3 separate regions of the Homo sapiens genome follow, and regions 2 and 3 are each linked to region 1. A link is a contact called in ENCODE Hi-C or POLR2A ChIA-PET data. All regions are on one chromosome and are shown on one strand. The core of a region is the stretch at or near the end of the contact, and the rest is flanking DNA. Distances in the headings are between cores, read along the strand shown. Region 1 has its middle 60 kb from the start of SNX9. Region 2 has its middle 290 kb from the start of QKI. Region 3 holds the start of SFT2D1 (SFT2 domain containing 1).

Region 1 (4,747 bases), core at 2,236-4,735:
CACAGCCGGGGGAAAAGAGATTTATTTTACAACAACAACAAGAAGACTAATAAAAATAATTTTGAAAAAATCTGATGGATAACATGAATCACCCTCGTATGAATCACTAGTTACACTTGGTGGTGTACCAAGGAGAAGGAGAGAGCTGTGGGAGTCAGGGTGCATTGTCTGCAGAGAATTTAAAAATAGGAAGAAAAACACTGCAGTGGTCTGCTTTCTATTATCGCCATGTGTGGCGATTGTAAACAATGGCAGACCCACCCCCACACCACTGGTTACACCCCAGACATGCATTTTTGCCTGTGTTCTAGGTAATCAGTTGATTGTATTAGAACAGCTGACACATTCTTCTTTAGTTCCTTTTTGTGGCATTAGTTTCATAGAATCACTTATTTTGGGGGAATTGGAGGCATGTCTTGTTTTTCCATTCAGACAACAACATGTATCAAGCGGTCTATGATGTGCTGTCTGTCAGTTGCACTTGGAGTTCAAGAGCATTCTTAAAGACGCAATTTGTGTTTTGGAAAAATGGGTAGAGAGCCTTGTTTTGTGTGTGCGGTCAAATAAGTCAGAAGTTGGTTATGAGTCACCACTCTCCTGCTAGTCTAGCATTGTACCCTGCACAGCAAAAAGGGGTTGTAAGCATTAAAAGGGGGCTTTTGAAAAAGCACAGGATATGGAAAGGCGGCCTAGAAGCAAGTTCTGGTGCACGTGAACCGTGTGACCTCAGAAGCCGCATCCCACTGAGCTGTTCTGAGCCTCGGTTTCTCCATTGGTAGAATGGGGCTAATAGTACCTGACCAGCTGTTCCCAGGCTACCGCCAAGGGCCCGTGGAAGCAGGTGCAGGAAGGGATGACGCACACGTGAGCTCTTAAGACAGCTTCAGTTCCTCAGGATTCAAGAAGGGGGAAGGAGAGCCCAGGGCCAGCACATCTGGGGAGGTTCAATATAGATTTAGGTCTGGAATTTCCATTTTCACTGCAGATATGTTGTGCTGAGAAAAGTTCGAGGGCATCAGAATGAAAATTGGAACTTGAGAAACTGGATGAACGTCGCAGCAGGAAGGGAGCCGGGCTGGAGCTCTCTGGAGTGGGGCGCACCGCAGGGAGCACGGCCAGAAGATGGGAGAGGTCACAGGTGGGGCCGTGCCTCTCACAAGCTCAGGGTGCCCTGTGGGGCCGGGAGGGGCAGAGTACAAGCTCAGGGTGCCCTGTGGGGCCGGGAGGGGCAGAGTAGGTCTAGAAGCCGCTCTGGGGGCAGTGCCCCCACCATCACCTGCCAACTGGCAGATCTGATTGTAGCCAGAAGCCTCTTCTCTTTTCACTGGGTTCGTTGCAGTTTTCAAGCGTGCAGTTCCTTCTATGAAGGAAGGTGGTAGAAAGCCTATGAATCCCACCAAAGCTTCCAAAGCAGATGGCCCTGTGGCCTATTTCTGGTTCATTGCTGTAGGGGAGGAAAGATAATTTTTTCTTCGGCTCTCATAAATTCTTAGTTGGAATGTACCCCTGTAACAAAAGACAGGTTAACAGGAGAAAAACAAAAAGAAGTTTAGTATCATGTATATTTAATATGCACATGGAACAAACAGAAGTTTAGTATCATGTGTATTTAATATGCACATGGAAGATACCAGGGAGAGATGCCTTTGAATTCCAGCTTAGACAGTATCTTCAACAAAGAACAGCTAATATTTAGAGAAGTGACAAGGAAAAGGAAAAGGAAAAGGACTCTGAAGAGTGTCCCGGAGCCCGCTGTGGCTAGGGAGGATGCAGTGGGGGTTGGGGGAAGTATTTTTTAAAATATTTTAAAAATAAAAGCAGAAAAGGATTTCGAGTCTCTAGGGGGCAGCAACTTGGGGAGAAGCAAACAACTGGCAGAGGAAGGCTGCTCGGTGAGGCTTGCCCATGTGGGTTCCTCCAGTACCATCTCCAGGCTGACAGGGTTTGAAATTGTCTTCCGTGGTTAACCTTTGTTCTCCCTGGTGGAAGGGGGACAGGACACCTTTTGTCTTTGTGCCCCGCTTTAGGCAAATAGAGCGAGGGCAGAGAGCTCTCCTGCATCTGCTTTTTAATGGCCTTCAGCTCAACAATCCTTATGCATATTTGGGGGTTGCATATTCTCCTCTTCCAAGCTACACAGATTATACGTCTCAATGTAAAACACGATCTTTTTCTTCATTACCTAGAAAGTGAGGGAAGTCACGCCCAGAGGGTGCTGATGTAGGCCTGGTGATGAGGGTATAGGTGGCCACCGTCCCAGGTGGGCTCCACCTCTGCCCTCTGTGATGTGGAGTAGGGGCTGGGGCTCCTTGGGTACAAGGCAGGGAAAAGGGGAGGGCGGCGGGGTTGAGGAAGCTGCTCCGGGCTTCCAGGCCAGACCATCCCAGAATGAAAGGAGTTTTCCCCATGGATCTCCAGGCCTTCTCCATGGAATTTAGACAGCTGAAGGCAGACACAGGTCCCTGCGGGGAAGTACCTGCTCCCTCTTCTAACAAGTGCAAAGCAAGCAGGGCAAGGCTCCGAAGGGAACAGCTGGAGCAGGCCCAACCCCAGGTGGCCCTGGGGTTCCGTGGTTGACCCGGAAGCAAGTCAGGCAGGGAGCCAGGAATGTGGTGACTCACATTAGCTATGTGGAGAGAGACCAGGGAGTGTCCCTTCCAGGTGGAACCCCTCCTCCTCCATGAGTCACCCGGCTCCATACACCTGCCTGATTCCAGCAGCCCAACACACCTGTGCCAACTAGCAGCTTATGTTTCTCATGTGCTTGCCTGTCTGTCCTATTGACGATTCCTCAAAACACCAAGGGGAGGTAGCATGAAATGTTATCCTGGAAAACCTTTGTGAGTTAGAAAACGTGGCCAAGTGCCCCCAGTTGATGACTGGCAAATCTAGAATCAGCCTCATGACGTTTCCAGTGTGTTACACAAACCATCCAGCCTTGCTGCTTCTCCAAATACTGTATCTATGAAGTATGCCAGACTCTCAGCAGAGAGGATTTCTACGGCAGTGGAAGAGAGCAAAGCAGGTGTCAAGGTTCATTAATCTCATCTTGGTCCCTTTCTGAAAACTGACACACTATATCCAGGTTGCTTTTTAAAGCTCTGTGTACGTATCATGCAAATGTATACTTGCTTTGTGTATGCATGTTTAGGACTATTTCTGATCCAGATGCTGTACTAAATTAAGCTAGTTTTAATGATGTTATTCTGGAGCTAACATAGTCTTCCGTGGTATTTCCCATGGCTGTGCTCTGTCTAGTATATTTCCAAGTCATTACCCGGCTCATGGTCATTGGCGTTCACATTGAAGTGGCCACAGATAGAGAATCACACAAGCTTCACATTGAATTCAGTCCATTAAGGCCTTTTCCTTGGTAAAACTGAGGGGGAAATATAAATTGAAGCAGCAGTAACCAGCAAATAGACCTTCTCCCAATCTACCCGAAACTGGCTCTCTGCCCTCAACCATGTTCAAAAGCCTTTGCTATAAATGTACAGAGGAAGTAAACTTTAACCACACTGGGGCTCTAAAAAATGACTCTGGTTTCTGTATGTGACTTTCATAAATCAGTTTAATTACGTCACATTTCCACCTCAATTGTATGATAACAAGGTCTGAATTGCCCAGTAGAAGGCAGAAAGAAAAAAAATCCGGATGTTTTTGTCATATGGAACCTTCCTACACAGTCTGTTTTTCCCCTGGAGCTGACGATGAATCACTTCTCAACACTGGCGGGGGCCATCACGTGGCCGGCATGGAGCTCGCCTGGAGGAGCGAGGTTGAGGCAAGCTCTGTGCAGGAATGTGGCTGCAGTGATGTGGCCTGACACTTCCTTAGGGAGTCCAAATGTGACTAAGGCTCTTTCTCAGTACTGTATGGAATGAATAACCACATGTGAGAAGATGTACAGCTCCTGCCTTGCATCACTGAGCTGGAAAATTTGCTGGTAGCACGTAACATCTCTTGCAAAGTATAATTACAGATCCCTGTGCTCTGAGGGTTTGCACGGAAATAATTCAACCTAAAATAGTAACAAAGGCTGAGTATAAACCTGTGATGTATTATTTTGGTGCAAAAGTAACTGCGGTTTTTACCATTACTTTTAATGGCAAAGATTGCAATTACTTTTGTGCCAACCTAATAGATTATCTAAAAAGGAACAGGAAGAACACCAAGAGTTAACAAGCCTATTAGGGTTAGAAAGAGACTCCTCTTGCTTAGACAATGGGCGTTACCCTCAGGGACACCGAGCCCTTCCACTCGGATCTGATCTCCTCCACAAAGAGTTAGATGGGAGATATTTATGGGCAAGTATTTGGGCATGGATATTCCCGCTCCCACCACATTGCAGAGGTGCATGGAGGCACACAGCTATGACTGTGGGGGCTTCGGGTGTTCATTTTGAAATATATTTGTTTTTTTTTGTTTGTTTGTTTGTTTTCTGAGACGGAGTCTCGCTCTGTCGCCCAGGCTGGAGTGCAGTGGCGCGATCTCGGCTCACTGCAAGCTCCGCCTCCCAGGTTCACGCCATTCTCCTGCCTCAGCCTCCCAAGTAGCTGGGACTACAGGCGCCCGCCACCACGCCTGGCTAATTTTTTGTATTTTTAGTAGAGACGGGGTTTCACCATGTTAGCCAGGATGGTCTCGATCTCCTGACCTCGTGATCCGCCCGCCTCGGCCTCCCAAAGTGCTGGGATTACAGGCGTAGGCCACCGCGCCCCGCCTGAAATGTATTTGTTTTGTTTTA
Region 2 (4,686 bases), core at 129-2,628, 5.9 Mb after region 1:
GGAAATAGTTTCCCCTTAATAGGGAAGCGCATCAAAGAACACGTGGCCATCTTTAATCTATAGGAGCTCATCATTCAAGTTGATCAGTCATAAAAATTATCAGCAAGTTCATTTTGCCAGTGTTTAGCACATAGAAGGCATTTTGTAAGTACCTCTGAACTTACCAAGTGAAGCACACGAATGGATTCTCCAAGAGCAATGACAGAGCTTAGAGGGGGCTTTGTAGTCTAGTTAGAATCATGGCATTTTATGGACTTCCTCTGTGAATTTGTGTAACTCTCCCAATCTCACTCGGCCTCAGTTTTATTTGTAAAACGTAATAAATATTCCATTATGTATCATGTAAAATGATTCTATTATGTACCACATAAAAATCTTCAACAAAATAGAGACTGTGTAGACTGTAAATGTTTAATATTTAATATATCTGTAGTGATTAAGCGAAGAGCTTTGATCTTAGCTCCACCACTGACTTGCACGTGTCACCTTGGTCAGTCCACTCTTTAGTCCCTTTGAGCCCCGTTTCCGTTGACTGGAATATTGGTGTTGCGGTTCCTCTTTCATGTAGTACATGAAGCACAGTAGACTCAGTGCGTGGTGCTGTTATTTTTGTTGTAGTTGTTACTATTTTGTGCTCTGAGACTAGAACTCGAGGCTAAAATTTGCATGCACCACACTTTGGATTTGCGTGGGTGAGTCAGTGCTGTCCTAAGTGGGGGGTCATCCATTAGAGGCATTCTGCTGTGGCAGGAGCAGCTTCAGAAACACGGCAGGCTAAGGACAATAGTTAGAAAATGTTATCCCAAATCAAGTCTGTTTGCTGCCATGTGTCAGCAAATCTCACGATGAAAAATACCCACATTTAAACATGATTTCTTCCATAGTCATTTGATTTCTAATGAGACAGCTTGTTACTATCTGTTAAGCACTGGATTTTGCAGTTATGTCAGAAGTCCATGTCAGTGACATTAGTTAATCCTCAGTGGATTTGCCTTTAGTAATCAATTGGCATTTAATTAACATGCAAAAACTTCCCTGTGAAACCTAAATTCAATGTGTAGTAAGTCTCTTTGAGATAAGTTAGGGATGTTGTCAGGACATTTCATAGAGCATAGGCCTCCATGCTCTTATTATTAACTTGAATTCCAGAGTTTTGAATATGCACATGAAGACACCAAGTGAGGACTTCGGCGAAGGGCGTAGAGGTATTTTGGTGTGATCCTTAATGTCAGAGTCTCATCTCCCACGTGTCCTTCTCTTATTAATTCTCAAAACACTGAGCTAAGCAGCCAGTTCTCAAAGTGGGCCCTAAGCTAGCAGCATCTATAGCACCTGTTAGAACTGCAGGCTCTTGGGCCCCTCCCAGACCCAGTGAGTCAGACACTCTGGCGGTGCCCCACACCAGTCTGGATGTTCACAAGCCTCCAGGCGAGTCTGATCCTTGCAGTTTAAGACCAAGGAACTAGGGTCTGGTATCAGGATAGGGGATCCAATGAATACAAACCATCTCTCAGAAGCTTAAATTCATTAAGCACCACCTAGAAAAATGTCTACACCCAGAAAGCTGGATCTATTTTTTTCTTTTGTGTCTTTATTATATTTAAAGTATCAGTCAAAAATACCTGGTTCCCATAGTGATGAGCAATTAGGATATAAATGCATGGGTATGGATATAAATTCTAAAATCCTTGCAGGAGTTTAATATTTGCTTTACATTTAATAGGAAAAGAATGCCGTTGTTTTCTGCCTGGGTTGCATTTTTTTCCTTTCCTTTTACAAATTGGTTTAGCCACATCCTGTACTTTATTTGCTCCTCTCTCCCATAACTCTAGAATTAGGGTACATTAGAAGCTATCCGTAAACTCCAGTGAGGACATGTGATAAATTTAAGCTGGAGCATTTAAAACGAGCTGGGAGAGTAGAGAGAGAAGTAAAAGCAGCCATTTGTGATGTGGGTGGCAGTTTTTAGAAAGTGTCTGTGGAGGGCTAGTGGCTTGGCATGAGGAAAGAGAGGCGTTCCTCAGTGTTGTCCACAGAACAGACACTCCTGTGACAGATGTGATCTTCAGGCAAAGTGGTGCTCGTGCACAGGCTTACGTTAGCACACCTGCTGGTGCAGAATGGTAGGAGAAATATTTCCCCAAAGGACAGAATGCGGATGGCTGGACAGAAACCACTGGGGGAAGGTTCCTGGGAGGAATTCCAGAATGTTTTCTCTGGCAAATAGGACAGAGGAGGCAGAAAAGCAAACCGGATCTCACTCCAAGTCTTTATGGACACAGATGGAAAGGAGAGCAGGAAGAAATCACAGGTCACACGGTGGGAGACACGGTGTAGCTGAGGGTAACCTAGTCGTGTTTAGGTGTGACAAATGACTTGCACTGTTTGCCAGACAACAGTGCCCCCCCATCCCCCACGGGGGTGTAATTCCACTAGTGACACTGATTCAGTTTCCAAAAGAAGCAAAACTCTTCTGCTATAAGATTCTTGATTTGTAAGAGTTTCCCCAGCTCAGTGCTTCCCCTTAGCTTTTTCCTTTTTCATCTCTAAGAGGTTATCACTTCTCAAAAACAAGAGTGCTTTGCCACTTCTCTAGTAGCAAGGTATGAAAACATGCTCTAAAATACTTACTTCCTCCAGCTGCACTGCTGCAGGCGGCCGCCTGAGGGATGGAGATGTTCTGGGCTCAGGGTGGACGGGCCTCTAGACAGAGCTATGGACCCTTCTCCAAAGCTGTGCACGAGGGACGTAGATTGGCATAAGATGCTACACAGAAAACCTGTCGTCTAGATTATTCACGTGGTGGAAAACCTCCATTGGGGCATATTACCATAGAAGGGAAAAGGGTCTGTTCTCTCCACCACAAGCAATGGAGAATGTCCCATATCAAAGATAAGTTTGCAGCCAAGGTGGCCTTCATTGGTAACAGGTTCCATAATTGGCAATGATAGGTATTTTCCTTGCCTCGAAACACAGTCAAGAGGGGAGAGTGTGAGAAGCCAGGGACTTAGGACAGGAGGTGAGGTGATGAGTCATTTTGGTTTCTCAGAGCTGACCTCTGTTGTATTTTTATTTGGGGGTTCAGTCTCTGGCTTGAGGGCTCTTCAGAAAGGAGAGCTTACTTTTGTCACGGAAGGAGGGATGGAGACCTCACCCTTTTGCATGGCCAGCTGGAGCCCCAGGTGTCGCGTGTCCAGCTCGTGGGTGGCATGATGTCATGTTTGTTGACCACGTTGGACCTCATTCTGTCCCGAGAACTTAACTGGGCTAGGAGTTGTGAAACCAGATTTCTTGTTATTTGCTTAGACTTGCTTTTTTTTTTTTTTCCCCATATCCACAAAATGAGAATCCTGGGCTTTTAGTATAATAAGGATTGAAAAATGATTATAAAATACAAGGCAAAAAGATCCATGCTATTTAAATGTTTACTATTATTTTGAGATTCATTTTATGTGCCATACTGCTTTACAAATAGTCTGTAATATTTTAATACAGCACTTTATCTTCGTAATCAAATCTTGAGAAGGCCCCCTATAGCTAATCTTTCTCAAAATCGGCTTAATTTATTAGTGGATAACTATACTTAGGCCTCTTTCTAGAACCTTATGAAGTTTGACATGCACTATTTTTAGACATTACGGGTTCTCTTACTGAGACGCTCCAAAGGGAACAGTGGGGGCAGATGTCCTCCAGGAACCTTGGCAATAAATCCCCCTGGGTGCATGACCTGGGGTCACCAAAACTGCCTGCTACCCAGCAGCAGCAGAAGGGAGACCCAGGTTGGCAGCTGGAGTGACTGACAGTGATTTCCTTTCTGTTCAGTGATGAGCCCACCATGAAGAAAGGGCACGAATCTGCTTCCTCTCTCCCTGTCCTGGGAACGGTGCCTGCCCGTGATGGTATCCTCAGGCCCCCCTCTCTGCGCCAGCAAGATGTCCCAGGGGACGTCTGTGCATTCAGCCAGGTGACCACTAGAATAAAATGTTCTCTAGGACCACCTAAGAGGTAACCCTATATTGGAGATACTGAGGAGAGAGGCCGGGGTGGCTGATAGGGTGGGGAGGCACCATCTGTCTGAGTGCACCCTCCCCTGAGACCCTCAGGGTGTCCTGGGGAGACCAGCAGGTTGGAAGTCCTACGCTTTGAAATTTTTAATTAAACAGGAACCTTTGAAGGAAGCTTTTGATTGTTAGTAACATCCTGACTTGCTCCCCCCATGTGACAGGCTCCCCTTTGTGTGTGGCCCCTCCTGAGTCCACATCCTTCATAAGGAGCGGCTTTACCTCCCTTCCTGTAGGAGAGGAAGCCAGGGCTGTGGCCCAGGGAGGGAGGGGAGGCAGCCACTTCTCTCTTCAGTGCAGTTCATTCCAGTTTGGCTCTGACTGTGGCCAAGCAGGGAAGGGGTGCAGGATGGAAGGCAGCAGCGTGTACTTAGGCAGCTCAGTCAATGGAGCCCCCACGTCTCATCCCCTGCCAACCCTGGGCTCTTCCTGGCTGGATCTGGGCAGCCCAGGGCAGAACCTAGAGTCCAGGGCCACTGGTTCTCCTTGCCAGGTCCCAGGACCCAGTCCTGTTGAAATAACAGAGTTGATGGGAATGCTCTTTGCTGGGCACGAAGCACAGGCTTTAAAGGGCTGCCCATTCGCCACCACACTAGATACTCCCTGAAGGCTATGGGCACTTCCT
Region 3 (4,693 bases), core at 981-3,480, 8.6 Mb after region 1:
TTAAAATCCAAGTCGGTCACACCACCACTCTGCTCTAAACCCAAAGGCTTCCTATCACACTCAGAGTAAAGCTAAAATCCTTTCTATGGCCTATGAGAACCCTCACAATTGAGAATCCCCCTTCCTGCTTCACCTTTTCTTCTACAATTGTCCCTCTTCTCTGCCCCGCTGCTAGAGCCCCTCTGGCCTCCTTACTGGCCCTGAACATGCTGACCACACACCACTTGGGACTCTGTATCTGCCTTGGAGGCTTTTATTCACAGGATGCTCAGACATCCCAGCAGCTCTTCTGAGCTGTGCTCACATGACTCCCTGGCAGGGAGGCCTTATCTAAGTAATATGGCAACCCCAACCTCCTCAACCTGCTCTGACTTTTTCTGTGGCTGTCTGACACATTATATACTTGTTTATTCACTGTTTCCTCCAATTAAAATTTAAGTTCCATGTGAAAGAGGTATTTGCACTGGTCACTGTTATTAACACCTGCATCTTGAACAATGTCAAACATATGCAGGAACTTGAATATTTGTTAATGAACGATCACCTCCTCTGAACTCACAGCACTTGTCTATACAGCCAGTCACTCTAATCTTTGATTGATTACTTCTCCACATATCTTTCTCCCCTCTAGACAGTGGGCTCAAGATAAGTGATATTACCTTTGCATCTCCAAAGTTTAGAGTAGCACTGTCCAATAGAACTTTCTGCAATGCAAATGTTCTGTATCTGCGCTGTTTAATACAGTAGCCTTTAACCACATGTGCCTACTGAACATGTGAAATGTGGTTGCTGTGACTAAGGAACTGAATGTTAAATTTTATTTAATTTTAATTAATTTAAATTTAATTGCTCCAGGCGCAGTGGCTCAAGCCTGTCATCCAAGCACTTTGGGAGGTCAAGGTGGGCGGATCACTTGAGGTCAGGAGTTCGAGACCAGCCTGACCAACATGGTGAAACCCCCATCTCTACTAAAAACACAAAATAATTAGCAGGGCATGGTGGCAGGTGCCTGTAATCCCAGCTACTCAGGAGGCTGAGGCAGGAGAATTGCTTGAACCCGGGAGGCAGAGGTTGCAGCGAGTCGAGATCACGCCACTGCACTCCAGGCCTGAGCGACAAAGCAAGACTCCATCTAAAAAAAAAAAAAAAAAAAATTCATTGGCCACATGTGGCTGTGGTAATATACAGAGTTACAGAGTGCAATGAGAACAGATACTTGTCTTACACTCTCTGAACCCAAAACTGTAGCCCAGAACTCTACCCACACCAAGTGCTGAGTAAGTATAATGACAAGGAAGTCAGGAGAGACAAATAGAAGATCCTTATGAAATACAATTCAATTTTAAACGTCCAACTTCTGCGACAGCACACAATAACGTGCAATATAATCGCATGCAATAACAAAAAAACTTACACCGCAGTTCCTGCTCCACTGCTACTTTTAACCTTCTTGCTGGAGGAAGTAACCCTTATCAAGTCTCGCTGGTAAGGCGCAGACACAAGGGCTTTTATTAAGAAAAAAAAAAAAATCTCTTACCAGGGCTCACTGCCTTAACAGAAAAATTTTAATTCAATATTATTTCACTTACCAATGTCCTGTTTATTTTTCCTCCAGTCTCCCTATTTCCAAAAGACCACCCCCCAGCAAACACACACATAACACCACCTTTACCTCCAAAGACAAACAGATGCAACAAGCTTTAGGGTCTCGGCTCACTGCAGCTTGCAGGATAAATGCCCTGCATAGCTACTTACGCTGCACAGCCCGAGGCCAGACCCCGCACCAGGCTCAGAAAACCAAATAGTACGTGGGAGCGATGGATTATTTGGGAAAGCGAGGGCAGACGTTAGCGGATTCCTAAGTCAGAAGGCCAGATGGGAGAGTCGGGGGGGGGCCTCAAAGTGGGTTTAAGTAGACCGCATGGAAAACTGGAAAGTTCTCAAATTCTACCCAGGAAGCAGGCGGAGCCCTCCTAAATCAACCAGCCGGGCAGAGGAGTCCCAGACCCCCGGCCTCGCACCCACCCCACCCGCTCGGCCGGTCCTCAGTGCGGCCGGGGCCAGCGGGCAGCCCCGGGACTGGACGAGGGCGCAAGTTCGCTACCTGCGCAGTCAGGCCCTGCTCCTCGTCGTCCTGGCCGCTCAGGACTCGCCGCAGCTTCTCCATGGCCCTGTTACAGGGCCGTAGCGGCCGCCACTCTGTTGCCTGCCCCTGACGCCCACCAGGAAACCCCGAACCCGAAACCCCACAGACCAGCCGGAAGTCCGGTCCCGCCCGCTTCCTGTGCGTCAGCGCGGCCGCCGTAGCAATGCGCGCATGCTCACCAGCCTTTCTCTCGGACCCGGTAGTGGTCCGTGAAGTCCGCGGAGTGGGCGCTGATGGTGGGGCTATCCCTTCCCACTGTCCGCGAGGTGCGCCGTGGTAACGCGCGGGGACACAGCGCGGGTGTGGACCCCCTGCCCACAGCTGGCGCACAGCCATTGAGTGTAGACCCGACTGGGGCACGACCACTGAACCCTGCACTTGGCGTCCTCCGGGCCCCGCGAGGGGCCTTGCTGGGCGGGTCCGCGGCACCCCGGGTTCCCAGAAGTCGAGGCCCCGAATGCGCCTCCCCTCGCCTGGAATCGGAGAGCGGAGGGCTCCTGCGGGCAGGTGGCCGTGCTCCGAAGAGCGCCCTGCCACCCATGAGGTGGCCCTGGGGGCGTCGCTAGCCTTCCCAGCTGGGTGTCCTCATCCGGAGACACAAACACCTGCCTCAGGATTAAAGCGAGGAGCTGTATTTCAGACCGTCTCAGGAGAAATAGCAAGAGGCTGCCTCACTCCTTTGCCCTTGTGAGAGCTATTTCTTTACTCAGTTCACTGGTCAGCTAGGAGTTTGAAAGAGTGAAATCTTATTTATAAAAGGAATAGCTAATGCAACCCATTTTTCCAGTTTTGTGTGAACAGTGAAACCATTGAACAAGCGTTTACTGTTCTCCGGCTCGTGCTGGATGAACAAACACTAAGAAATGGGGAAGTGGCATTTTTCTCTCTCTCATTTTCCACCATGCTAAGAAAGGAGATTAAAAATCAGGGCTGCCTGTCTAATATGGTCTCCAGAAGTCATTAAGTGATAGGTTTTGCTCTTCTGTTTGCTTCTAGGCTTGGTAAGATGGTAATGAGAATGCCTGTTCTTTTGATTACTTTGCCCACTCCATTTCCTCCCTAAAATCTTTCAGTTAAAAGGTGGATCCTCAAAAAGTTTCATTGTCCATCCTACTGCCTCAGTAGAGATTTTATCTAAACTCAATTAGATAAAAACAAATACCACAGGAACCCTAGGAAAGCAAGTCGCGCCTTCTTGTGATGAAACGGTCCAATGCTCAGCATCCTTTTCCTTTAGGCAGAAGATATTTCTATGTGGCCTGTTCATACTAATATGAGAAGTCTTATCCTTATGTCCTTAACTTTAAAAGGTCAGAAAATAGATTGTAAAATCTATAGAATAAAACTATGTTTCTGTTGAATAAGAGAGTATGTCCGTAAGTGTTACGGGAAAGGGGTCCGGATCCATACCCCAAAAGAGGGTTCTTGGATCTTGCGCAAAAAGAATTCAGGGCAAGTGAAAACAAGTTTATTTAAAAAGTAGAGGAACATCGGTAGTCTGAGGCAGAGAATTGCTTGAACCCGGGAGGCGGAGCTTGCAGTGAGCCGAGATCGCGCCCCTGCACTCCAGCCTGGGCGACAGAGCGAGACTCCGTCTCAAAAAAAAAAAAAAAAAGTAGAAGGACAAAAGAATAGCTACTCCATAGGCAGAGCAGGGCTGTCTATTACCAGGGCTGCTGGTTGCCCATTTTTATGGTTATTTCTTGATGATATGCTAAACAAGGGGTGGATTCATGCCTCCCCTTTTTAGACCATATAGGCTAACTTCGTGATATTGCCATGGCATTTGTAAACTGCCATGGCGCTAGTGGGAGTGTAGCAATGAGAACGACCAGAGGTCTCTCTTGTTACCTTGGTTTTGGTGGGATTTGGCCGGTTTCTTTACTGCAGTCTGTTTCATCAGCAAGGTCTTTATGATCTGTATCTTGTGCTGACCTTCTATCTTATCCTGTGTCTTAGAATGACTTAACTGTCTGGGAATGCAGCTCAGTGGGTCTCAACCTCATTTTACCCAGCCGCTATTCAAGATGGGCTTCTCTGGTTCACATATCTGACATAACTGCTTTCAAGATTTTCAAGTATAGGCCGAGCGCGGTGGCTCACTCCTGTAATCCCAGCACTTTGGGAGGCAAAGGCGGGTGGGTCACAAGGTCAGGAGTTTGAGACCAGCCTGGACAATATGGTGAAACCCCGTCTCTACCAAAAATACAAAAATTAGTTGGGCATGGTGGCGGGCGCCTGTAGTCCCAACTACTTGGGAAGCTGAGACAGGAGAATCGCTTGAACCCAGGAGGTGGAGGTTGCAGTGAGCTGAGGTCGCTCGTTTGCACTCCATCCTGGGCAACAGAGTGAGACTCTGTCTCAAAAAACAAACAAAAAAACCTTACTTCCTAGCTCTTCCTGCTTCCTGGCCACATAGTTTTTTCAAGAGCCAATGACTCCTGAACACAAGGACATGCACAAAATTGTTGGGGTGATCAGACCCAACACCAGGTTGTGGGAGTGACAAAGTCCAGCAGAGTCAAAAGATTGAGAAAAAAGTTTGAG

What was found. Hi-C counts contacts between places; a loop is a spot of excess contacts on that map. ChIA-PET counts read pairs that join two places held with the same protein, here RNA polymerase II (POLR2A). Pooled maps may share reads with other maps.
Region 2: a loop to region 1 is called in a map with no recorded cell type, with 11 times the contacts of the local background. The contact joins two enhancer-like sites. A Hi-C loop is called at or near these places in 2 of 37 single-sample maps with no recorded cell type and 2 of 50 pooled maps.
Region 3: a map with no recorded cell type shows a loop between it and region 1 (8-fold over the local background). The contact joins the promoter of SFT2D1 here to the enhancer-like site in region 1. A Hi-C loop is called at or near these places in 1 of 37 single-sample maps with no recorded cell type and 2 of 50 pooled maps. POLR2A ChIA-PET finds 5 or more read pairs at or near these places in 1 of 52 experiments (OCI-LY7).

What each region holds. Positions count from the first base shown.
Region 1 is chr6:157,760,931-157,765,677 of GRCh38, forward strand. No RefSeq gene overlaps it. Among named protein-coding and RNA genes, the nearest start is that of SNX9, 60 kb to the right of the region's middle. RefSeq lists enhancers at 1,461-2,388, 1,890-3,089, 2,662-2,731, 3,622-3,671 and a silencer at 3,022-3,131. Within about 2 kb of position 3,486, at least 35 of the 41 ENCODE cell types and tissues checked have a DNase peak (open chromatin) inside an H3K27ac peak, as active enhancers do; they include OCI-LY7, where a contact is called at or near this core.
Region 2 is chr6:163,705,538-163,710,223 of GRCh38, forward strand. No RefSeq gene overlaps it. Among named protein-coding and RNA genes, the nearest start is that of QKI, 290 kb to the left of the region's middle. RefSeq lists enhancers at 1,245-1,314, 2,797-2,916. Within about 2 kb of position 1,379, at least 4 of the 41 ENCODE cell types and tissues checked have a DNase peak (open chromatin) inside an H3K27ac peak, as active enhancers do.
Region 3 is chr6:166,340,315-166,345,007 of GRCh38, forward strand. SFT2D1 (SFT2 domain containing 1) reads right to left here and starts at 2,231. Exons shown (of 8, transcript NM_145169.3): 1 at 2,105-2,231. The coding sequence starts at 2,167. It overlaps LOC100289495 (a long non-coding RNA gene), which reads left to right and starts at 2,317. Exons shown (of 2, transcript NR_040022.1): 1 at 2,317-2,833. RefSeq lists a silencer at 1,942-2,101 and an enhancer at 2,163-3,056.